3 separate regions of the Homo sapiens genome follow, and regions 1 and 3 are each linked to region 2. Evidence: read pairs that join two places in POLR2A ChIA-PET (ENCODE). Cell type or tissue: CD4-positive, alpha-beta T cell. All regions are shown on one strand.

Evidence for each region. ChIA-PET counts read pairs that join two places held together with the same protein. Peaks named below come from ENCODE experiments on the same cell type or tissue, not always from the same donor. Only the 100,000 strongest peaks of a DNase experiment are listed, where the experiment ranks them.
Region 1: POLR2A ChIA-PET joins it to region 2 with 24 read pairs; 9 of 35 experiments call an interaction of 5 or more read pairs at or near these places.
Region 3: POLR2A ChIA-PET joins it to region 2 with 17 read pairs; 11 of 35 experiments call an interaction of 5 or more read pairs at or near these places.

The regions. Positions count from the first base shown.
Region 1 is chr6:142,815,908-142,823,907 of GRCh38, reverse strand. The region is part of intron 2 of HIVEP2 (HIVEP zinc finger 2); the gene reads left to right. Among named protein-coding and RNA genes, the nearest start is that of HIVEP2, 130 kb to the left of the region's middle. RefSeq lists an enhancer at 3,733-4,202. In CD4-positive, alpha-beta T cell, a CTCF peak has its summit at 833 (motif pointing right); DNase peaks (open chromatin) are centred at 817, 2,997, 3,837, 4,157 and 2 weaker places; H3K4me3 peaks cover 1,700 bases; H3K27ac peaks cover 3,929 bases.
Region 2 is chr6:142,922,198-142,930,197 of GRCh38, reverse strand. All of the region lies in intron 1 of HIVEP2 (HIVEP zinc finger 2), which reads left to right. Among named protein-coding and RNA genes, the nearest start is that of HIVEP2, 19 kb to the left of the region's middle. RefSeq lists silencers at 1,964-2,053, 2,955-3,524. In CD4-positive, alpha-beta T cell, no CTCF peak of the experiment used is centred here; DNase peaks (open chromatin) are centred at 2,047, 3,277 and 4,238; H3K4me3 peaks cover 3,357 bases; H3K27ac peaks cover 5,098 bases.
Region 3 is chr6:142,860,424-142,868,423 of GRCh38, reverse strand. All of the region lies in intron 1 of HIVEP2 (HIVEP zinc finger 2), which reads left to right. Among named protein-coding and RNA genes, the nearest start is that of HIVEP2, 81 kb to the left of the region's middle. In CD4-positive, alpha-beta T cell, no CTCF peak of the experiment used is centred here; a DNase peak (open chromatin) is centred at 7,723; H3K4me3 peaks cover 533 bases; H3K27ac peaks cover 1,310 bases.

The DNA of each region.
Region 1 (8,000 bases), 110 kb after region 2:
TTTAAAATTCAAAATTATTTAAATGCTGCTGAAGCTTTTTAATATTTTTTTGAAATTGAATTAAATCCTCAGCTGTTTTTACAGAAGCAAAACTATTCACAAGTTTGTTTTTAGTGTCCATTTTAGTTGCTAATGTAAAGAATTGGCATCATGCTTCATACAGGTTACATCTTTACAAATTTAAGAATAAGAATTGTTTAATTGCGAAACACTCTTCAAGTGCCATGTGCAATTGTTCCAAATGCTGCTCTAATTATTAACGATTCTAGAACCACTGATCAGAGCACGAAGAGAAACCAGGAAAGGGATGCTTGGCATGGTTACACTTGTTATGCGAGAATCTGTTGCGTCCACACCATCTGAGAGAAATGACTCTTAAGTCTTTTCTTTTACCTAAGCATTAATGCTGCTTGAATCTTCTCTGCTTTGGAAATGATGTCTAACTCCACACTGCAATGTCACAATCCACGAACCTTCAGGGCATTCCAACTCAGTCACTCTTTGACTGGTGCAAAGAGATTGGGCAAGAGAAGCATTTCCCTCGGGGCTTAAACCGTTGTCGCGGGGTTTAGGGTTACAGGACATCTGGATGCCTATGATAAAGGTGCTGTGGATTTTTCAGTGAATTTATTTGTGCTTGTTTGTGATATGCAGGCTTTCTAAAGTGTGGGACCCATGACAAGGACCCCTCTTTCCTGGAAGTATGGACTCTGCTGTCTGTGGGGGCAACTGGGCATTAGGATTCTTACTGAGGGCGCCATCTGCAGAGGCGGCAGAGGGGTTCCTTCCTGAGGACGCTAGGGGGAGCTGGTGCAGGAAAGAAGCCATGGCAGATGGTGTTGTGACTGGCTGTCAGACTGCCTGTGGGCTCTTGTAAGTCTCCCTTGCTGGAATCCTAGATATACTTAGTTGGGACTTTTTAAGGGGACTGGAGGTCCTGTGTGAGCAGGTGGGGCTGGAACAGGAGCTGTGGTTAATTGGTGTTAATGTCACTTCTTATGTATTTGCCTGTAGGCTGGTAGGGCTTGATAGTGTTTGGGTAACTCATTTCCAAGTCAATAAGTGTTCCTTCCCTCACTTGGAGAGGGATGAGGAAAGACACTTCTATCCTGTAAATCTGTTTTTCTCCACACAGTTGGAAAGAATAGGAATTGCTTTATTTCTCTTTGTGAATCTTCTCTGTGGAGGGAGCCAGGGACACAATGCAATCATTGATCTGAGATAATGGAATTATAAAGGGATTTATTATTTACCTAGGCTGGGGCTCTTAACCACAAATGGACAGAATTCAGAAAATTTGGTTGAGAAAAAAACTGTTTCATTAATCTCTAACTGAAGTTTAGCACTTCCTTCATTATTCATGTAAGCAACAAATGACAGTAGTTTCAGCAGTGTCAGTGATGTTGTCACCAATAGAAATCACAGACAGTTTCATATCACATTACCATTGTGATTCATATCTCAAAGTGTCTTTATGATTATGACTACTCCGAATTATGGTGAATATTAGACCTGCACTATATCTTGTTTTTAATTATTAATAAAGAATTATGTATATTACTATCAACAAGTTTGCTTTGAAAGTTATTTTGAGATACCTATATTCATGGTAATTGGTTTCCTTTGTAATCCAGTGTAGTTTAAAACATTCTGCTAAGAATGAGCCCACAGGCTTCATCAGACTGCCAAGGAGGTCATGGCAGCCAAAAGACTCAAAAGGTCTGATGTAGACGAAATCCTGTGTTTTACTGCAGATTAAGGCTTTAGAGTGTGAGAGTTACTTAAGGTCATATGGTGGAGCCGGAATTAAAAGTAGCGTCTTTCCTGCACTGTGTGGCCTCCTGGCACCTCAACCCTGGTCTTAGTGCCAAGGGAATGAGTGCCTTTGGCTTCTTTGATGAGTACTTTGATTATGACGAAGTCCAAGCCAGCTTCTGTCTTTGTTTGCACTTTGCTGGTCTGTGGTGGCTTTCTCCCCACCCCTGCTTTCCAGGCCTGGAGGTGGTGGTGAGGTGTGGTCATCTCCAGCCATGCCTGCCTCTATGTCCCATGGCATCACAAGGCATGCTGTCCTGTGACAGCTAGGGGATAGTCAACAGAAACAATAGAATATTTAGCCTTGATTGCTTGACCTAGTTTTGGTGGTGGTGTTTCAAGCAATGTGAGTATTATCAGGGGAAATCTTTCAGCCAACCCAGTGGGCTTTGTTAAATTAATTTAGGAACTCGTGTCACATTATTTCCTCCTCACTATTAGGCTAATAGATACCTGAAATATCAACAGAAAAATATACAGTTAACAGCTAGCATTTAGAGTTCACTTCCTCGTGCCATTTTTAAATGCTGTATAATTCTGTTAACAATATTATTTGTATCCCCATTTTCTGGATGAAAAGACTGAGGCACGGAGAGGTTAGGTAACTTGCCTGAATATTTGTATGTCTGGCAAGTGGCAGAGATGGGACTGAAAGCAAGTATTCTGGCTCCATGGTCCATGATCTGGGCCACTATGCTACATGTCCAGTTATTACTTTAATGCTTTAAGCCATAGTTGTCCAATCTGTCTTTCTTTGGTTCGGGGTTAGACTACGAATGAGTGTATCTGGGATGAAGAGCCTTTGGATTTTTTTTTTTTTTAAATGTAGTCCTAGGAGGAACTCTTCCCAGTCTGCTGGAGCTGTCTCTGAAAGGTACTATGTCATTTGGTTCAAAGTCTGTTCGGCTTTAATCCCTTGCTTGTATATATTCAGGCAATATGGGGAAGGAAAAATATGTTCATACCCAAAAAGTTTAGTAATGCTGCAAAATGCTAGATTTGGATTGACTCTGGCTCCATTTCAAGGACATGACAGTGCCTTGATCTTTGCTTTTGAAGCCTTCTTGTCAGCAACATTGGCAAGTACACCTTTGAAAATTTATATCTGAATTCTTGTGTTTTGAAAAAAAAAATGTTTGTTAGTGTTTCTCTTCTTGAACACTGGTTGATGCTTTGCCAACTAGTTAAAAGTCTGCAAATCTGAGTGCTGGCTGAGAAGCTAAGCTTGCTATAACTAGTTATCCCCAGATGGCCAGATTCTGTTATGTACCACTTTTATAGATGCTCAGTGGTTGCCTACATGGGGTTATGAGGTGTACTGTTCCACTTGTTTTTGCCAGGCATGCACAGTACATTATTTGATAGGCTGGGACAGATGGTATAGCTCAAATGAAAATGATGAGGGAGAAAAGAAAGTGAAAAAAAAATAGAAAAAGGGCATTTGATTTTCTAATTCACATTTCGGAAGTGAATTTTAGCGTCTGTGATTGACTAATAAATGCAGTGTTGCTGTAAGACTTGAATTCATGAACGTCTGTTTAAACAGCTATAACTGAGTAATCAGCAGGAAGCAACCTTTTCCTTCGTGGATGCTGTCCCAAACTTCATGGGGTCTCCTCCAGATCTGAAAATGTTTGGGCCATTGAAAGACATCAAAAATAGATCTGGATATTTCAGAGTATGATATACCACCACCAATACCAACCAAAACAGAAAAATCCCAATTATATTTTTAAACTGGAAGAGAGGGAGGGGAGGTGGTGAGGATACAGAGAGAGAGAGAGAGAGAGAGAGAAGAGAGAGCGAGCCTGGTAAAGTAGTGGTGATAAGGACAATTAATCAGTCTTCGTACAGCTGCTTCCTGACATTTCTGCAAATTGTTGTGGAAAAATTAATGAAGGTTAGATCAGTAATAGTTTCAAGCTTGGCCAGTGGAAAGTATGACAATGTTTCCATCAGCAATTAAATCGGGCTGCTTTCTTTTTTCTATAGGGGAAGTGGTATGATGTATGTTCCCCACAGGAAATGGAAAACGGCAGCTGAACTGTGTGTGAGCCCAGGTATGGAGGAGCATTTGGGAGTGCTCCAGCCGCCTCTCCTTGATTAGCACCACAGATTTGCATTTTTCTGCTGAAAGGATTTTGCTATACAACACGCCGAAATCCTTCCTTTAACAGAGAGTGAGAATCTTGGGATTTTATTGCACGGACATGGATGTACTGTGGATCTAAGCTTTGGGAGCCAGAAAGTGGAACTTATGACAAACAGAAAGTGAAACTCACCTATCTAATTTTATTTTTCAAGCTGAAGGTAGTTCAGTACAGGCCCTGTTCACATCCTGTGTAACCCTATGGGATTTTCCCCAGTATTAGTTAAAAATTTTCCCATAGGGTCACACAGGATGTGAATTAAAGTAAACACTTAACAAGCATGATGAAAAGGAAATTAGCTTTCTAAATGGTCCTTTCACTGTTAACATCCTGAATAGTTATTAGAAACATGGGAAAGGGTCACTTCGGTGTCTCCTTATCAAGTTGTTACCTTATAGTAGAATATATGAATCTTCTTCCCTGTTATATATGAAATGGATTTCCTTGTATGTGAAACTTAAATTTACAAAAGTATTTTTCCTTTTGGAAAACATTAAAAAGCTTAGCAGAAGTTTGTAGATTCTTGCTTCATAGCCTTTTCTGGGGTAGAGGTTTATAAACCCCTTTAAGATTCATAAAAGCTCCTGACTCTTTTCCCCAGGAAAATGCACATAGACACAACATTTTGCAACATTTTTGAAGTTTTGCATATCTCTTACATAGACCTTGAACCCCAAGCATTTTTCTTTTTTTCCCCTTTTTTCTTTTTTTAAAATTTGAGACAGGGTCTCACTCTGTTGCCCAGCCTGAAGAGCAGTGGAGTGATCATAGCTCATTGCATCCTGGGCTCAAGCAACCCTCCTGCCTCAGCCTCCCAAGTGGCTGGGACTACAGGTGCACACCACCATGCCCAGCTAATTTTTTCCTTCCTTCCTTCCCTCCTTCCCGCCCTCCCTCCCTCTCTCCCTTCTTCCCTGCCTCCCTTCTTTCCCTCCCTCCCTCCCTCCTTTCCTTTCTTCTGTCCTTCCTTCCTGACAGGTTCTTGCTATATTTCCCTGGCTGATCTTGAACTCCTGGCTTTAAGCAGTCCTCCTGTCTCGGCTGCCCAAAGTGTTGGGATTACAGGCTTGACCCACCTTGCCTGGTTCCTGGGCATTTTTTAATGGACTGGGTTTTAAAAGCTTTTTTTTTCTTTTCTTTTTCTTTTCTTTTTCTTTCTTTCTTTCTTTCTTTCTTTCTTTCTTTCTTTCTTTCTTTCTTTCTTTCTTTTCTTTCTTTCTTTTCTTTCTTTCTTTCTTTCTTTCTTTCTTGTCTCTCTCTCTTTCTTTTTTTTTTTGACAGAGTTTTACTCTGTCCCCCAGGCTAGAATGCAGTTGTGCAATCTTGACTCACTGCATCCTCCACCTCCTGGGTTCAAGAGATTCCCAGGCCTCACCCACCCAAGTAGCTGGGATTACAGGCATATGCCACCACGCCTGGCTAATTTTTTGTGGAGACGAAGCTTCATAATGTTGCCCAGGCTAGTCTTGAACTCCTGACCTCAAGTGATCCACCCGCTTTGGCCTCCCAAAGTGCTGGGATTACAGGCGTGAGCCACCGTGCCCGGCTTTAAAAGCGTTGTATGGGCAGATAGAAACTTACAGCTACAACCATAAACTGTTAATCATTATAAGTAAATATTTCGTAAGAGGTAATTTTTAGGAAACTTTAAGTGCAATAAAGATTATTTCACTTTTCCACCTAAAGAAGGCTTCCTTGCCTTTAGAAGGGAGCTTGTACATTGGACAAAACATACAAAGCTGTGTTTGAAGCTGGCTGTGTGGCATTCTAGCAGGTGACTTTAGTTGTCCTGCCTCAGATTCACCATGTCTAAAATGGTGGCAACAATGAGGTAATTTGTCACCTGTGTCTGGCAAATAATACATGCTTCATACACATCCCTTCCTTCCTCCTTTGAGATTTAGTTTATTTTTATTTTACTTGTTTTTTTTTTTTTTGAGACAGAGTCTCACTCTGTTGACCAGGCTGGAGTGCAGTGGCGTGATCTTGGCTCACTGCAACCTCCGCCTCCCAGGTTCAAGTGATTCTCCTGCCTCAGCCTCCCGGGTAGCTGGGATTACAGGCATGTGCCACCAGGCCCAGCTAATTTTTGTATTTTTAGTAGAGATGTTGGCCAGGCTGGTCTTGAACTCCTGACCTCAGGCTATCCCCCTGCTTCAGCCTCCCAAAGCGTTGGGAATTGCAGGTGTGAGCCATCCTACCCAGCCAAGATCTACTTTAAGTGTCACTTTCTTGCGCATCATTTTACAATTCTTCAAGGCAGATTCTTATCTTCACTTCCTACTTGGTGTTCTTCCGTTGCCTTGTCAATTTCTTTACTCTTAAAAATTGTGCTGTCATTCATTATTTACATCTCAGAGTGTGAACTTTGAGGATCTTGTACTTATTAGTAATGTTATATTTATCTCCATGCAAGTTGTGTCCAGCATAGTACATAAGACACATGGGCATTTCCTGCTTATTAAATTAGTAATAATAGTCCAATGCTTATTTGAAATGAAATAACTTAGATTTGGCATTGTGATTGTCACTTCATGGTGTATATGTGACTGCTGGTCGTCTCCAAATGAGATCAAATGATCAGCATACAGCCAAAGTGAAATTTAGTGAGAGAACAGAGCCTAGAACTGAAAGTGTGTTTTTTCTAGCATTGGCTACAACCATAGAGTATTCTAAGCTGGAGCCACAGTATTTTAGCCAGAGCTTTCAGTCAGGTTAATTACCAAGTAATTTTTTAAGAAGGTACTATTACATTTCTAAAATATATAGACCTAATCTCTGAGACTCAGAGAAGAAAATTTGGGCCCTCCAACCTTAGTTTGTATTTTAGTCTTTAGAATCCAGGATCAAAGGATAGCTTGAAGAACATACCTATCTGCCTTATTTTGTATTGTTTCTTAAGTCCTCTCATGCCCTTGCTAATACAGTTCAAGTCGAGTTGAACAAAAGTGTGTCCTGTCCTCAAGGAGCTGTCATTCTTCAACACCCACTCCTCCCCACTTTGAGAGAGAGAGATAGCGTGTTTGTGTGTATATGTATATGTACACACACACACACACACACACACACCCTCTGGTGCTATTACAAACATTTTTATAGGGAACTTAAATAAAAATTCATATAGAACCAGAATCTATCTTAGTATTTGAACAACTCATTGGCAGTAAACTCAGTTCCTTCTGTACAGGATTAATGGTTTCCAAGCTGTAAATTATGATTTAGAGCCTTGTGCATTAAGATTGACTTTGAGCCAGGGGAGGCTTGGAAGAGGACAATGTATAGTTTGCTTTAGGAGGTCTTGGAGCACATTTGTGTGGGGAAAACAGCAGTGAGTTAGAGTGAAGAACGAGAAATGCCAGACGCAGGGGATGGTATCTGGTAGTCTATGTGTCCTGTTGTGCAGAGTGCTAGGAAATCCAAAGCGACTTCAGAAGTAGAACTGTGGATTCTTAGCGGTGCTAATAGTGTGAGTTGAGTGATGAGGAGGTGGTCGTAGTTGAAATAGGATAGGATAACAGAGCTCGTGACCATGAGAAGTAGACAAAGAGATGAATTAAGGAAATATAAGGAAGGAAAAAATATATTCTGGAAATGGGCTGAACTGGGGGCAAAGAACAGTAGGGTTGAAGATTTTGCTAAATAAATCATTGGCTGTGAACTCTTGGCTCTCGTGAGATGCATGACCATTCCCTTGCTCAGGCATTTCCACCTCCTGGAAAGCCTTGTCTTTGCCTGTCAGAATATTCAAGCCCTAATTTAACTTCTACCAGCTGCATAAATATTTGTTTCATGACATTAGCTCATAGCAATCTCTTTTTTACTGCACTCATGTACTACTATTATAAATGTAGTAGCACTTAATTGATGTTTAGAGCTATAATTTAAATTTTCACCTGCATGCTTTGTGTCTCCAATAAGGTTCCAAATTTGTATAGAATTGGGTAGTGTAAAAAAAAATCCTCTCTATTGTCCAATACAAAGTTATGTGTATAGCAAGAACTTGGTATGTTATCAAGAGTTTTAAAGGATATTGAG
Region 2 (8,000 bases):
TATTTAATTTGAGCTGGGCTTTGATTTGGGAAAGTACTGGCTGTAGAGGAACAACACAGTCGTTTAGTGTGTCATGGAAATAGGATGTGGACCTCAGAAAGAAGAGAGTCTTGATTTTGTCATCACATATCTTGGGAGTCAGTTTTCTGGAAAAACAACAAATGACTGGTGAAAGCTCATTTGAGAAGGATATTACTCAATTTGATTATTGTTAGAGAAGAGTGAAAATTTAGTATGCCCTTCTGAATATTTTTAGAGAGGAGGCCAGTTTGTGAAACAAGTCAGCCTGTCAGATACAGTCTGGCCATATCAAAGACTTTTCAAAGTCTATGAAAATGTGGAGACTCTTGAGTTAGAGAACTTGGATCTCAGAAGCATGGAGAGCCAAACATTATGGTAACAACTTACTGTTTCTCTCATATTCTAACTACACATTTAAATGAAACCAATCCTGAATGAAACAATGAGTTTTAAAATGGTTAGTTTGGGAAACTTCAAGTCTTAATCCTTTTCATTGTATGAAATAATATATCTTCTTAGGTTGGAATTGCGCACTTCATGATGTACTTTAAGTAACAAAAGTGGAGCACTTTAATTTTTTTCTAAAGAGAAAGTGTAAAATACATTATCCTGCAAAACTTCCTTTTATCCTCACAGTTATTTCTTCTCTTTCATGGTGTAAAAGAGGTGCATTTGAAAATAGCACCAGGAACCTGAAGAACTCCTTTTTTTTTGTTCTGGTTTATATTTTCAATTGTGTATTTATTCATAAGTTAATTTATCTTACCGTTCTCATACTGATCTTTATATCCTCAGTCTATACTAAATTTATGGTAATACTGATTTTATTTAGCCTGTAATCAGGATTATAAAATAAAACATTTTTAAGTCTTCCCTCTTTGTCCTTTCCAAGTGCCATCATCAGCAACTAGGTATAGACCAGAGAGCATGAATTTTGAATAAAATCTTCACTGAGCTTAGGCAGTATTTGGGGAGTCACATGCAGCTTGGGGAGTGCTAATTGTATACCATTGGCAGATGATTTGAAGGAACAAGTATAAGTATGTTCAAATCAAAAACACAAGAATTGCTGCAGAGATTTAATGGATAAAAGAACAATTGATATGAAGGAGAAAAGACACCCCAAAAAAAGTTGGTGTAAGATCATTCAGGAAACAGATATCCACTACAGTATTTCCTAGGATTGGATACAGTGGAATCACATTTACAGTCAAGAATCATTTGATACAGTTTGGGAAGCCAAGTAAATAAAGCAGTTGGATGTGATTAGATTTTTTGCAGGCCCCTCTCAGCACTCACACTCAGGGGCACTGGCCACTGGGAAGTAAAGAAGTGGTTGCAGTTAGGAATAAGGAGTTTGAAAATGAGAAGAGTTTGCGATTGCTTTTCAGCAAGATTGAAAGACTAGCTATGCTAGTCCTGAACTGAGTGGAGATTTCAGTTCTCTGAGCCTATTTCTTGAAAAAATCGGGATAGAAATATATATATGTGAAGCAAATAGCAAACTCTAATATACTATGCAAATTTAAGATATCATGTGATAAAGTTGTATTATTCAGATGTTTAGGAAATAAGACAACAGAATATTATTGAAGGGCTTTGCATCACTGTAAGTGGGGAAATCTAAGTTACCTTTAATATTGCCTTAAATAGTACATGACTGGATAGGACAACTAATATATATTAAATGGTAAAGTCTTTGATGTGCCTTTACCATATAAAAAAATTTCAGTAACCTTCTAAACATGAAACTTGTTTATCAAGAAGCAGTAGAACCGAGGATGAACTTCATGAAAACATCGAGATGATTTCTGTGCCAATTCTTAAGATTAATTTCTTGTCAATTCATAGGTTACAATGCAATGCACATTTTAAGTATCAGGATACTCATAAAACCCTAAACATATGTTTAAAAATAGAGTTTATATTTTTAGGGTAGTTTTAGCTTCTCAGCAAAATCCAGCGGAAGGTACAGAGATTTCCCATGTACTTCCTGTCCCCACATACACACAGCCTCCTCCACTATCGAAGTCTTGCGCTAGAGTGGTACATTTGTTATAATCCAAGAACCTACATCGACACATCATGGTCACCCCAGGTCCATAGTTTACATTGTTTTAATTCATGTCCTGATGTGAAACATTGCTTAGTTCAAATGTTAGAGATGTTGACACAGTAAAACATCTGTAATGTTTGTTCACCATGAGAACAGAATCTACAATTTGTTTTGTAGTTGACGATCTGTCTCAAACTGCACAAGCTGAAATTAAACTATTTCAATTTTTTATTTCAAAATGATCATAAAATACCTTATGGCCTTATTTTTAATCGTTATTAACCGTAAGCCACAGCTTCTCTACAATTACACATTGTTATAATCTGGTTTATGGCTTGAAACTAAATGGAAGGCTGGAAATTTAGAAGGAGACTTTAAAAATCTTTAAGAAACATGAACAGGTAATTTCCATTTTAAAACACTCTGGCTAAAGGTTTTGTTGGCTATTAAAGTGGATAAGTATAAGATTGAAAGATTCTTAAGAGATTCTGATTGTTAAAAGTATTAGTTGAGATAGGATAACTTAAGGTCCTAATAAATAAAAGGAGTGCAGTGGGTGTTTTCATAATGAAAACATATAGAATATGCTTTTAGAAACGTCTCAGGGGGCCTTCTTGCCTACTTTCACCTTACTGGAGCTCTGCAGTGAAGAAATGTTCCTTTTCCTGTTTTATGTCTGACAGTTATTTACGGAATTCACAATTGGAAAGGAGATAGAAAACGAGGGGAAAACAACTGCAACAACACTTACGTGATTTTTCACTTTTGATGACTTGGAAATAATCCTAGTGGAAAAAAGAGTCATCTTTAGGGAAACTGCGTTCAAAATTACGCTGAGGAAAGTGCGCCCGGCCAGTGCGTCCTCCAAACACCTGGAAACGCACGCCTTTTCCTCCCCGTGGGAAATCCAGGCGGTGGAGGAGGGCAGCCTGCAGTCTGCGGCTGGGAGCGCTGGGCTTGCGAGCTCGGTTTCCTCCGGGAGGAAGAGCAGCTCTTCCCCGCGGAGCCCCAGGGCTGGCCTCCGGTAGCAGCGCTGGGCCGGCCGGGGACGGAGGCGCCGGGAGCGCCAGCGGGAGAGGGGAGCCCTGGCCGCCCGCCCCGCGCCGCCGCGCCGCCGCGCGCTGCCTGCCCTGGACGCGGCTTGAACTTTGGCCCCCCGTCCGCTGACACCCGAGGGAGCATGAATGCAATGACGTCTCCGCAGGGCTCAGCTGCACAACAGGAAATGCTCTCGGCCTCCCCCCTTCCTGCCGGGAGAAAGTGGGGCTCGCCGCGCCCGGCGGCCGCCGCAGGGCCGGCCCAGACCTAGTTTCTCGGCCGCGGGCCCAGCGCCGGGAGCTGGTCCGGGAGGGAGAACGCGCGCCCCGGCCCGGGTTCACTGGCCCCAGCGTGTCGGGGGACTCCACGGTGCGGAAAAGCCCGGGGGTCAGGGGACAGTTGGGCTCGCGGGGACCACAGCACTGGCACCTCCCTGACTCAGAGGACGCCCAGTCAGGTGGGCCCGGAGCACCGGGGGCTCCCGAAGTGGGGCCTGATGGTGCCCAGGAGCGCTGACCTCAGGAGGCCTGAGTCCGTTTGTCATTGCCCGGATAGAATATACGCTCTTTCTTTTCACAAAGCCCTCACAGGAAACCTTGTTTAACTCTCCCTCTAACTGCCACCTTTTTACTTTGTTGTGGAAACAAAGATATGAATGTTTAGTGCAAAGCACAAACATCATGCCGTTAATACACTTCCAGACAGAATCATTACAAGAAAATGATCTCAGTGTTCATGATTTTAGCTGTTGTTATTTAGGGAATATGATTAATTTGGTTTAAAAGAATACTAATGATCTTGTGAATTTGAAGACAGTGTCAAAGCCCTGGATTTATTATACTGAAATTATTAGATGGACTTTTACTGTTTTTATAATAATATTATTTTGCTAGAGGTAGACGTAAAAAGTTGAACACAAGCAAGTTAACCCAAGCTGTTAAATTTAAAAAAAGTTTAAATTTGCATGAATCATCTTTAGAACTATATTTAAGAATCGATGTTTAGTACTAATAATCTATAATTTAGTAACTTGAATCTTACGTGTCTTCCATACTTGCAGGTATGATAAAGAAGAGTCGTATCAGCTGAGCAGTCGTGATTGTGATTACGTCCCTGGTTGACTCATGAATAGGCTTTGTAATGGTAGATTGTTCTTTTGGACACACAGCCAAAATGCTAAAGTTCACTGGGAGGTCTGCTAAGGTTTCTTACATCAAAGAGTTGACAGAGAAAGGACTTACTAAATGAAAATATTATTTAGTAGTTTCTAGTAAACCTCAAAAATCATTCCAAATTGGAACATACACTATGTTTACATGTTTAAGTTAAACTGAGTCATGAAGCTAACCGCTGACTTATGTATGCTTTCAGTAGTGTTGCCTAAATGTTCTCATTTAAAAGAAGTCCCCATAGGATTATGAGATGTGCATATAGTACGATGTCATTTTTCTTGGGAAACTTTCAGCTTACTTATGCAATAAGGAAATTTAAGGTTATTTGAGTACATCTGGAATAATAGCTTTAGATTTTTGAAATTTGTCTTTTTGGGGTAGCTTTTCCCTTTTTCCTTGACAAAATATAACACAACGATCCTATTTCCTATCTGAGCTTAGTTCAAGTTGTTATGGTGGCAAAGTTATGGGTTATGAAATGCACAAAAATGTTGGTACAGATATACTTAGTGGCCCACTTAAGAAAATAAAATTGGAGATTAAGAATAGAGGGAAGGTTGTGGCTCCTTGGTATTATGTTAGGAGAGCAGAATCCATTATAGTACACTCTTACAGTTAAACAATTTGGGGACAAACAAGGTTATGTGAGTGACAAAGTTTCATAAAACTAGAAAGCACTATGTTAATGCAAGATTACTTTCTAAAAATATTGATTCTCATTCCCTTTTTTCCTTCACAATAAAATTGTATGGAACGTTTGTGTGGTAGAACAAGGAGAACTTCTAAAGTGCATGTTAGTTTCATCCTTTGAGGCCACATATTGGGTCTCCTGCATTCTATCTGTTTACTCTCTATAAGATTTAAAACAGAGAGAGTAAATAGACAGAAGGCAGAGGACCCAACTATGTGGCCTCAAAAGATGTGGCCGCAAAGGTACTATGAAAGTATTTAGTAGTAGTATTATAGGGACCAGTTACTCCAGATTTGTATGAACAATAATCCCCAGTTTTGATGCAGCATCATGTTGGAGGTGCTAAGTAGGATCCTTAGACTTATTAGTTGAATCTCATAATCACCAGGAGATTAACATACTATTTTATGAAAAATGGAGTGTGAAAAGTCCTTATGGACTGCATAGATTCTGAATTTTTATAACATTAATCCAAACCCAGTACCTTGTCTGTAATTATAGTCTAAGCATATGTGATTTGATTAACACATGAATTACAAATATATCTACTTTTGGGCATATATTCCACCTTTTGTACTGCAGAAAAATTTTGTGCCTTTGCAGTGACCAAAACTATAGTTCTGTTTAGGGTCAGTAGGAGAAGATGTTTTTCCTCTTAACTGAGAAGTTTATGTTTCTTGGAGGAAAATCCTAGAATAAATGCAATCTTCCATTGTATCTTGGAATTACAATTTGAAATATCTTAAACAGTATTTTTTGAAAGAATTGGTTGTCTACTGTATGCCTTTTCCAATGAACTACATAAATAAAGGCAGAGTTTGTCTTTTCCTCTCTGAATGCCTAATGCCTAGAACGGTGCCTGACCCGGAGTAGTTGCTCAGAGCACGGGTGCTGAATGAGGAAATAAAGATGATACTGCTATCTCTCATATTTCAGATGCTATTTTGTAGTCTTCGGTCATAATTTTAGAATTCTCTTTTTGGTAAGAGGTTTAAAAAAGTGAGATATTATTTGATTTTTAATGAAATGTAAACATATAGCAGATGCACAATAAACATTTATTAAATTAAAAAACCACTGAAAGAAACATGATACTGCAATCCTGGTGCTTTATTTACTATTCTAATCATCTGCAGTCCTCCTTTTGCATCTAATGAGAGTCATTTTTTAAAAAGCTCATTGACCTATTGATTTATAAAAGAAGACATTTAGCAAAGCTGAAGAGAGGCCCACTTGAATTTGAATCATTTTAACTAGCACTTAACCCTCGGCCTTTACCTAGCGGTTTGAGATCCAAAGATTCTTTGAGTTCTTAAACCTATTTCATATTTGATTATTTATTGCCTAACAGGATCTTTGATGCTACATTTGAGCCTTTCTGGACATCGGGATTATGGATTAAAAGCCGTTGCTGTACCTCCTGCCTGGTACTGTGCCTGACATAGAATCTAGGGGCTCCACAGGGCTGGCTTTGTGGGCATGTGACCTGTGCATTTGTACAGGGCTCCAAGCTCAGAAGGGCCCTGAGTTTGGTTAAATGATCTGCTGTCACTGTCTTGAAATTAATTTTTGAGCAAGGGGTCTTCATTTCTCTGCCTTGCTAAGGTACAACTGAATAAAAAACAGATGGTGTGTTTGGGATCCATCCAATATATCAGCTGAATTGGAATATTATTTGGAATCAAATATGAATGGTTTTGAAAAAGAAAATCTTCTCCAAAGTGTTCAATATATCCTCTTGGTTGGAACATAGGAGACTGTAGCTAACATCATGGGAAATGTAATAGGTAGCATTAACTATCTTATTTTTAAATGTCATCTGTTATATTTTGGTTCATGCTTATCTTATTGTTCACTATTAAATATTTAACTATGATTTTTTTTTTTTTGAGACGGAGTCTTGCTCTGTTGCCCAGGCTGGAGTACAGTGGCACGATCTCAGCTCACTGCAACCTCCGCCTCCCGGATTCAAGCAATTCCCTACCTCAGCCTCCCGAGTAGCTGGGATTACAGGCTCCCACACCATGCCTGGCTAATTTTTGTATTTTTAGTAGAGACAGAGTTTCACCATCTTGGCCAGGCTGGTCTTGAACTCCTGACCTCGTGATCCACCCGCCTTGGCCTCCCAAAGTGCTGGGATTACCAGGCATGAGCCACCGCGCCTGGCCTAAATATTTAACTATGAAATATTTATCTCTTATTAGTGGTATAATTATTTACTAATTACTGATTTATTGATAATAGTTTGTTAGATGTTGGGCAGGATTTATATTAAAACATGTTTGTTTTCTGGAGAGTACTATGTGTTTACATGAATACATGTTCATATAAATACTATGTATTTACATGCTCATACCTGCAAAATAATAGGAGGGGACAAGACAGTCTTTTAAAAAAATCTGTTTTTGAGGCTCTCTAGGGATGTACATGTCATAATTCTTATTGAGAGCCAGTTCTGTTGCTTAATCAGACTTACGACTGGAAAAGAGGCAGTCAGTATAGAGTGGGACCAGAACTGTGGGTTTCAGAGCTGGCCTGCCTGGGTTTGAGTACTGTCTCAGTTACTTTCTAGTTGTATGACTTTTGGCAAGTTACGTTTATCCCCTTAGCCTCCAGTTTGCTCACCTGTAAAACCAGGATACCTCTTAAAACAGACCTTATGAGGCTTAAGTGTACTAATATATGTAAAGAACCTGGCCTGTAGTAAGCACTCAATAAATGAAGTTCAGGCCACTCTGGATCTTACTATTTTAAAATTTTAGAAGTATACTTATGTGGTTATTTATATTTATTAAATGCGAATTGAGAGCTTGTGTTGCTATCCCCAAAGACATCATAGTCAAGTGAAGGAACTGACTTGCAATTCAAGAATTAGGATATTGGAATAAGGGCAAAAGTAGGGGGAAGCAGAGGGTGAAAAGAAGGGCCTGGAGGGAGCCCTAAACCCTCCTTGCAGAAGAGGTGAAATGGAACATTCCCTCAGCTGCCTTTGGAAGGATCAATAGACACTGAGAGCAGCTTG
Region 3 (8,000 bases), 62 kb after region 2:
GACATTTCACTTGGCCCGAGATTTAAGTGATTGCTCTTTAAAATGTGTTTTGCTCATGATAGAATGTATTTTTGTTCTTGTGAACCATGCACTGAAGCTTTAGCCAATCAGAGGAAGGAATTTACTGTACGGTAAAAGGAAGTATTTGTTCCGTTATTGTAGTATGTGGCCTCTTGCCATTTTTGATAAAGGATTGAAGTGTTGTGCACCCAAAGTCTGCTACCCTCTTGACCCTTCATCAATCATCAGCTGGACTGTGAGGTTAAGTGAACTGTAGCCCGGTAGGATAACTATTGTTTAAGCATTGTGTAACTCCTGAAAGCGGAAATTACTGACACAGCTGACTTGCAATGTGATCTTTCTAGTTTTAAGATTATATGCATAATTTTCCTTTCTGTTTCTAATCTATGCCAGATTAGAGGTATAAAATGACAGTATATAGGACTTGAAGTCATGTTATTCAATGGATGACCGTGAGACTGTTGGAAATTTATTTTTATTTGCAAGAATAGGAACCTGTGCAAAAATAAATGACCTATTCTAGCACAACGTTTCAAGAAATTCATATGGGATCCTATTGGAATTGTTATTGCCTTAAAACCACTAGGATAGCAACCAAGTCTTGCATGCGAATCCACCTTTATTAATGCGTTAGTTACTGAAAGCATATATTTGTCCACATGTTTTCTAAGTAACTGGCAGCATACACAAATTCTTTTAGCACATATCCTGTTTTTTTGATTGGCTCAGGAAAACTTTATAAGAGCCATGTCCAACATTCACAGCTTTATGTCATCTCGTCTCTGTATTTATGTCACTTTCTTAAACAAGTAGAGTAATATATCAGCTGCAGCTGTTGCTGACCAAAGCTGTCACTGAAGTGGGTGGAGGAAGAGTCAGAGATAATGTGTTCAGATTCTGTGTACCAAAAGCATATCTGTTGCAATCAATCTGTAACGATAACAACTGGCTTGTAGAAGGCACTTCAAGCCAGATACTTTTTTATCTTTGACCAAATGTATAGTAGATTAGATGCCATGATGATAAATACCACTGATAGTTAATACAATCTGGTTGAGTATATATATGATTGCCTGGCTTGTATAATAAGAAAGACCACTGATGTGTAGTCTTCACCAGGTTTGGCCACAGCCTTCCTGTAAAGTTATTAACACAAAACTTGATACTTAATAGCATGCAAAGAAAAAAAAAGACTATGAAATACCTAATAGCAAAAGAGTAAAATCCTTGTTTTCTGATATAGACAGTGATGCTTCCTAATAAGTGTATTTGGATTAAAAGAAATATTCACACTAACACACACGTCCAATTATTTATTACAAGAATTCTACCACCATACTTACCCAGAGCAGGTTGGAAATACTGGAGTCAGTACCTCTCTACCTAAGATTTCTTATAACCCTCTGGATCCTTACCCTTTGTCAACTTCTCCTGTTCACCAGTTTACCACAGGGAGGACTGAAAATTCCCACTGGAAGATTATAGCTTAATTTTTATTTTCTTTTTCGCTTTTTATAAAGATAGTTAATGGCAAAGGGAAATTGTATTTTAGCAGTTAGAAAGGGGTAAGTAGCCACATTGGCCTGAGGCTCATTGCACTTTCACCCCATTAGAGTAAAATGAAATCCTGATGTGGTCAGATCAACTAAGGGAGAGACCGACCTCAAAGATAAAGAGAAAGCCCTTTCCACAGCTTTATATATTTATCCTTTTCCCAGTAATTCTCCTCGTTGTCCTTAGCATCAAAGTACCTATTTCTTTTGGAATTACTATTCTGCCTTATAAAGAGAATCTCCCAGACTAAATGCTCATGGTATAGAAACTTAAAATTAAAGGTAGGCACTTTGACATGGATCTACATACATGGGAGAAAGAGGTAATAAAGGAGTTAGGAGTTAGCACTGACCTAACGCTACAAGAAAATTTCACAGCAGATGTGGAATTTCAGGAACTGTCTACTAATGGGAAATAAGGGTTGTAGAAAAGGAAGAAAAATTAAGTATGGCCAAGTATTATTGAGCATCAATGATTATGCTCAGTGATTTATTAGTAGCTAACATCTATTGAGCACTTACTGTGTGCCAGGTAGGAATGCTTTCTGTGTATTAACTTATTTAGGTTCTCAACAAGTTTTCAAGGCTGTTGCTGATATTATCCTCATTTTACAGTTGAGGGAAAGGAGGCAGGAAACTAAATAACTTGCCCAAGGTTCTAGAGGGCATTAGAGGCAGAGCCAGGATTAGAATTCAGAAAGTCTGATTTAGAGCTTGCCTCTTCACCAGTTGCAGCATGCTGCTTACCTAATTTAATTTCCACCACAGCCCTCCAAAACAGGTATTTTCTTCCATTTACAAATTTTACAAATGAGGAACTCAAAGCCTAGAGAGGTTAATTTTGTCAAGGTCATCCAGCTGGCCAGTGGTAAAGGAAGGATTCGAACCAAGGTCTGATCCTCAAAAGTCTGTGCTTTTTCACTGTAAGAAGAGGCTGTCTTGGGATGGCCTAGAAGTGTAACTGACAGAGGGATCCAGCTCCTTCCTTGTAAGTTAAGATTATTAAAAAGCTTGTATAGGTTGTTCATAACTCGTCCCAAGGCAGTAGAGCTGATGTTTACTGAAGCATGCGAAACGCTTTCTGGTTCACCTCTATCTTCTAGAAATCGTCTGCCTGCCATCATCCTAGGTCGTGTGCTTCATTTCATTTGGTGTGCCTCTTTTCAATGTACTGGGCTGTTCTATTCCTGTTTATAAATCTTTTAAGTGTGCACATTAAAAAAGTAATTAAAATGTCATTATAATTTATAGTATGCCTGAAGTCAATCACCTAATTAAACTACAAGAGAGAAGAGGTGGTACGTTCGTAGGCATTTATGAAGTATTACTGTATTAATTATGCAGGGATTTTGAACCAAGTAAAAGAAAAAGGTACTGGTAACATTATTCCTTAAAGTGTTTCCTTTTTTTTTTTCTTCTCAGTTTCAGACCTTCACTAGTTGGTAGCATAACCCTAATGTGTCTTTTGGCTAATTTTTAATGAAATTAGGATTTTTATGTCTTTCACTCAGCATTTTCTTAAAATGCTCCTGACAGCATTAATGTGCATCATCCCACATCCTAACTGAATAAGCAATTAGAAGCACAATAGAAAACAAAATTTGAATTCATGGGTTATACATAGCTATCCAAATTCTCTTTTGGAGTATAAAAATGGCAGCATATTGGATATCTGGAATCATTCAGAAGAGATTTGGTTTTCCTGGAGCAATAGTAGCTATCAAGAGACTTATTTTCTTATTAAAGAACAAAAAAGCAACCACAACAAAAACAAAAACAAAATTCACATGGCCAAGTAAAATAGGCTGTAATAAATCTCTTGCTGGAGGAAACTATTTTTGAAAAGCTGTTTTTGAATTCTAAGTGCTAGCACATATAGGTAGATAGACACAGATATAGACATAGTTAACTTTTGTTATGTGAGAATTGATGACTTGGATAGGTGTTTCAGCCCCTTGGGAGGTCTTTGCAGTTTGTAATGGAATTGGTTGGCTATATGAATTCTTACAGGGTTAGGACCTTCAAGGAAAGGAGAATTCTGAGGGATATGATTTAGTGTCATCCATGTGAGTGAAAGATTTGTGCAGTGAATTTTTCCTACCCTGTGTTTATTATTTTGGAGGATGAGTAGAATGAAAGGCTCTAATTCTCAGAAGCAATCCTTAAAAAGAAAGGCAATAAAGGCATTTAACTGTTATGTAATAGCAAATGTATATAGCTTCAAGTTATTAGGTGCTCAAAAAATTATTGGGTGAACAAGTGTCTTGTGTAGACTCCAGTTTTCTTTGTTCCTCTATGTGCATGTACAATATCCTAAACGTATAAACAGTTTTCATATTAATATTTATTATTTTTCGCTAAGTCACAAAAGCTGAGTTGACCTGTAGTGTACTTGAAGTATTAGTAATAGTTAAGAAGTTAAAATGTGGATGTCAGTTTCTTTGGAAAACTTCATTCTGAGTGATAAGCTGTGATGTTGAGGAACACAGCTCTTTCTGCTATTGTGAGAGCAGCACTTTACCCTCCGTTTCTAGGCTGTTCCTAGAATTCTTGGTTAAAGGGACCTCCAGGCTCCAGGTGACACTCCTGTAGGCTGCTGGTGATGGGACTGGGAGTTGAGCAGGAGGTGAAATACAGAGAGTGAGCCAAGGCAGGTTTTAGTTCAAGGCTGCTGGGCTGAGGGGGAGAGATAGACAAAAGAGTAAAATACTCAACAAGGGTAGCAGAGAGGAAAGAAAGGACACCCCCTACAGCCCTCTTGCTGGCTTGGCTGCTTACTGGGTGGTCTTTCCAATGGTAGGGGCAAAGGTAAATCATGCACATTTAATTAGAAAATTGCTAACACACACATATCCTCTTAACACGATCTTTGTTTACAGCAGTATAAACATTTCTCCACATGGAACCAAAGCTACATAAAATAATAAGCATGAGATTTAAATAAAGATTTTGCTTATAAGTGTGTTTTTGGGACCTGTGGACTACAAATATTCCTTGAATCAGTGCTCACTGGAATGTGAGCTTTCCCACAGAAAGAAGTGTGTCTTACTCCTTGGGGGATCCTAATCTCTGTCCGAGAGATTCATACAGAGCAGGGACCTCAAAATGTGCAATATGCAAAAGCGTAGTTAGATGAATGTAGATGTGAGGTATTGTGAAGATTTTGGTATTTTTCATTTACTTTAAACCTGGCATGACATTTACTATTGAATTTGACCTCTTCTCTAAACTTATTTTATTTCCTCTTTCTTTCTGAGAACTCAATTAAATCTCTTAAAAAATTCATAACTTGATATTTGCGTGTCCTGTCTTTAGAAATATTTTGTAATATTTTATCAGATATGCCTTGATTCTTCAGAAAGCAATATCTTAGAAAAGCTATTTTTTGTATAGTAATTGTTAATAGTCATTAGTAATTTAAAGAAGTTAATTTGTAATTTCCAAAAGAATCTGAGATTTTGAAATAAAAACAGTCTTAATGTGTTAATGTCAAGAACATTGGACAAGGCAGATACAAAAGATTTGGTTTGTATCTAGGATTTACATTAAAGTAACACAAACTACTATAACTGGTAGTTTATTTTAACATATAGTTTTGTTATAAGAGGTTTTATATTAAATTTTGTGGTGTACTCTGGAGCTGTGAACAGGGAATTTATTAAAAAAAATGCAACAGAACCTGTTCTTGCCTTTTTTATATATTGCATTTGCTACATTAGCAAATCTATTATATATTATGTAATATATTTATTATATGTAATTATATATTACATATAATTACATATATTACATAATATATAATATATTATGTAATATATATTACATATTGTATGTAATATATAATATATGTAATTATATATCATATTATATATTACATATAATATAGTACACAATATATATTATATTATATGTAAAGTACAATATATTACATTTTATATAATACATATAATCTATTATATGCAATATATACATATAATAGATATTTATATATTATATATAAATAAATATATATAATTTATATATTATATAAAAATATATATGATATCTAAATATATTATATGTAATATAATTACATATAATATATTACATAATATATGTAATGTATAATATATAATTACATAATATATGTAATGTATAATATATAGTTACATATATAATTAAATGTAATAGATATAGTACACAATATATAATATATGCAATATATATTACATTTCATAAAATATATAATACATATAATCGATTATGAATCGATTATATGTATTATAAAATATATGATACACATAATCGATTATGTGTATTATAAAATATATGATACACATAATCGATTATATGTATTATAAAATATATGATACATATAATCGATTATATGTATTATAAAATATATGATACATATAATCGATTATATGTATTATAAAATATATGATACATGTAATCGATTATATGTATTATAAAATATGTAATACATGTAATCGATTATATGTATTACATATTACATATATAATAGATGTATTACATAATATATAATAGATTTGCTAATGTAGCAAATGCAATATGAAACTGTCAAGTTAGGAGAAATTGGGAGAAATTGTCTGAAGGAGTGACACTTATCTTTCACATCTGGAATCTAGTACAATACATTGCTTTATTCTTGTAAATATGTTAGTCAAACACACGTTTTGGGTATTAATGTTTATTCTCTACAGTGTAAAAAGAGAATGCAGGGCTGCTAACAGATTCCAGTATAAAAGATTGATAATAGAGTCTTAACAAACTGCTGGGCTGATGTGCCACTCTAACTTTATAAGCCTAAATTTCCCTGAAAAAAAATTTAAGTAACGGTATAAAACTTCAAGTGCCACTTTGTCATTGTTGTTGGTTTTAATTATTACAGCAATCAGTAGCCCTCAAGCTATTTCCCCCATCTTCCTGCAGCTGTCCAGAATAGCCATCTGTTCTTGCAGGTGGGCCAAATTCTAATCTCTAGTAAGGCTTCCACCCGGACTGGTGTGCTTACCTACCATTTCTTTCTTAGGAGCCCGCTTTGAAATGGAATCCTTTTCTAAACAGAAGTTCCATACACTGAGTTTTATCTATTTATAATTTGAAAGTGTGGGACTGACAACTTTGAACTTAGATGACATTAAATTGTTTGGAGGGAGAGGGCAAATTTTAAGGGCATTTACTTGATGATTTGGAAAGAAAGCCCAAACAGATTCTTTTGGAGTGTTAAATTTGGGATATTACTGTTTCATACTCATTACCTTTTACCAACAGTCGGATGGGAAAAATGTGTATGTGGGTTTAAAATAAATTCTGTTAGTATATGGTGCTATTCTACTGTATCCAAGGATACCTTCAAGTAATAGAATTACTTCTTTGCTCTGGCATTTTGCTTATAGTTCCTCCAATGTTATTGCCTCACAGCTCTGGTTTCCATGGGAGGAGACAATATGTTTTTCATATATAAAAATCTGGTTTATTCATCTCAAGCCATTAGTACCTATGTCAAAACTTCTCATTATTAGTAAATTTCATTTTATGTATGAATCATACAGGGGAAGGCCATTCCAATTGATTTGTCAATGAATGGGGAAAGACTGCTACTTGGTAATAATATATAAGACAATGATTATGTTATTTAGAAACGTACAGAACCAAAGAGGTCTATTATTCTAGCCTGCATTTTCCTTTGTGAATGAGCCTCAGCATTTGAATATGCTGAGAGTATTGTCTTCAGGTGTTACTTGCTGGCATGTCGTTCTGTTGTGATGTTTCTGCTATCTGATGTATGCATGTTCGTATACTGTCTGAGTAGATTTTAACTTCCTTGAAAATAGATCTGTGTCTTCTGTGAAATGATAGTTGACTTAACTTCTCTTTCTTTTTTAGTTTTTCCAACATTAAATAAGGCACATGGGAATTAAAGAAGCTTCCTCTCATTTTAAAAAGTCTATTGCTTAGACAAGTTGCAGAATTTGTGCGGAATAAAGCTACTACAAAATTTGTGCAGCAATGGATAGCCTGTAAAGCAGGGGTCCCAGTACCTGGGCTACGGATCACTAGTGGTCTGTTGGCTGTTAGGAACTGCTGCACAGCAGGAGGTAAGTGGAGGTGAGCGAGCATTACCACTTGAGCTCCGCCTCCTGTCATATCAGCAGTGGCATGAGATTCTCACAGAAGCGTGAACCCTATTGTGAACTGCGCATGCCAGGGATCTAGGTCTCTTGCCCAAAGAGAATCTAATGCATGATGATCTGTCACTGTCTCCCATCACCCCCAGATAGGACCATCTAGTTTTCCTGCAGGAAAACAAGCTCAGGGCTCCCACAGATTCTATATTATGGTGAGTTGTAAAATTATTTCATTATTACAGTGTACTAATAATAGAAATAAAGTGTACAATACATGCAGTGCACTTCAGTCTTC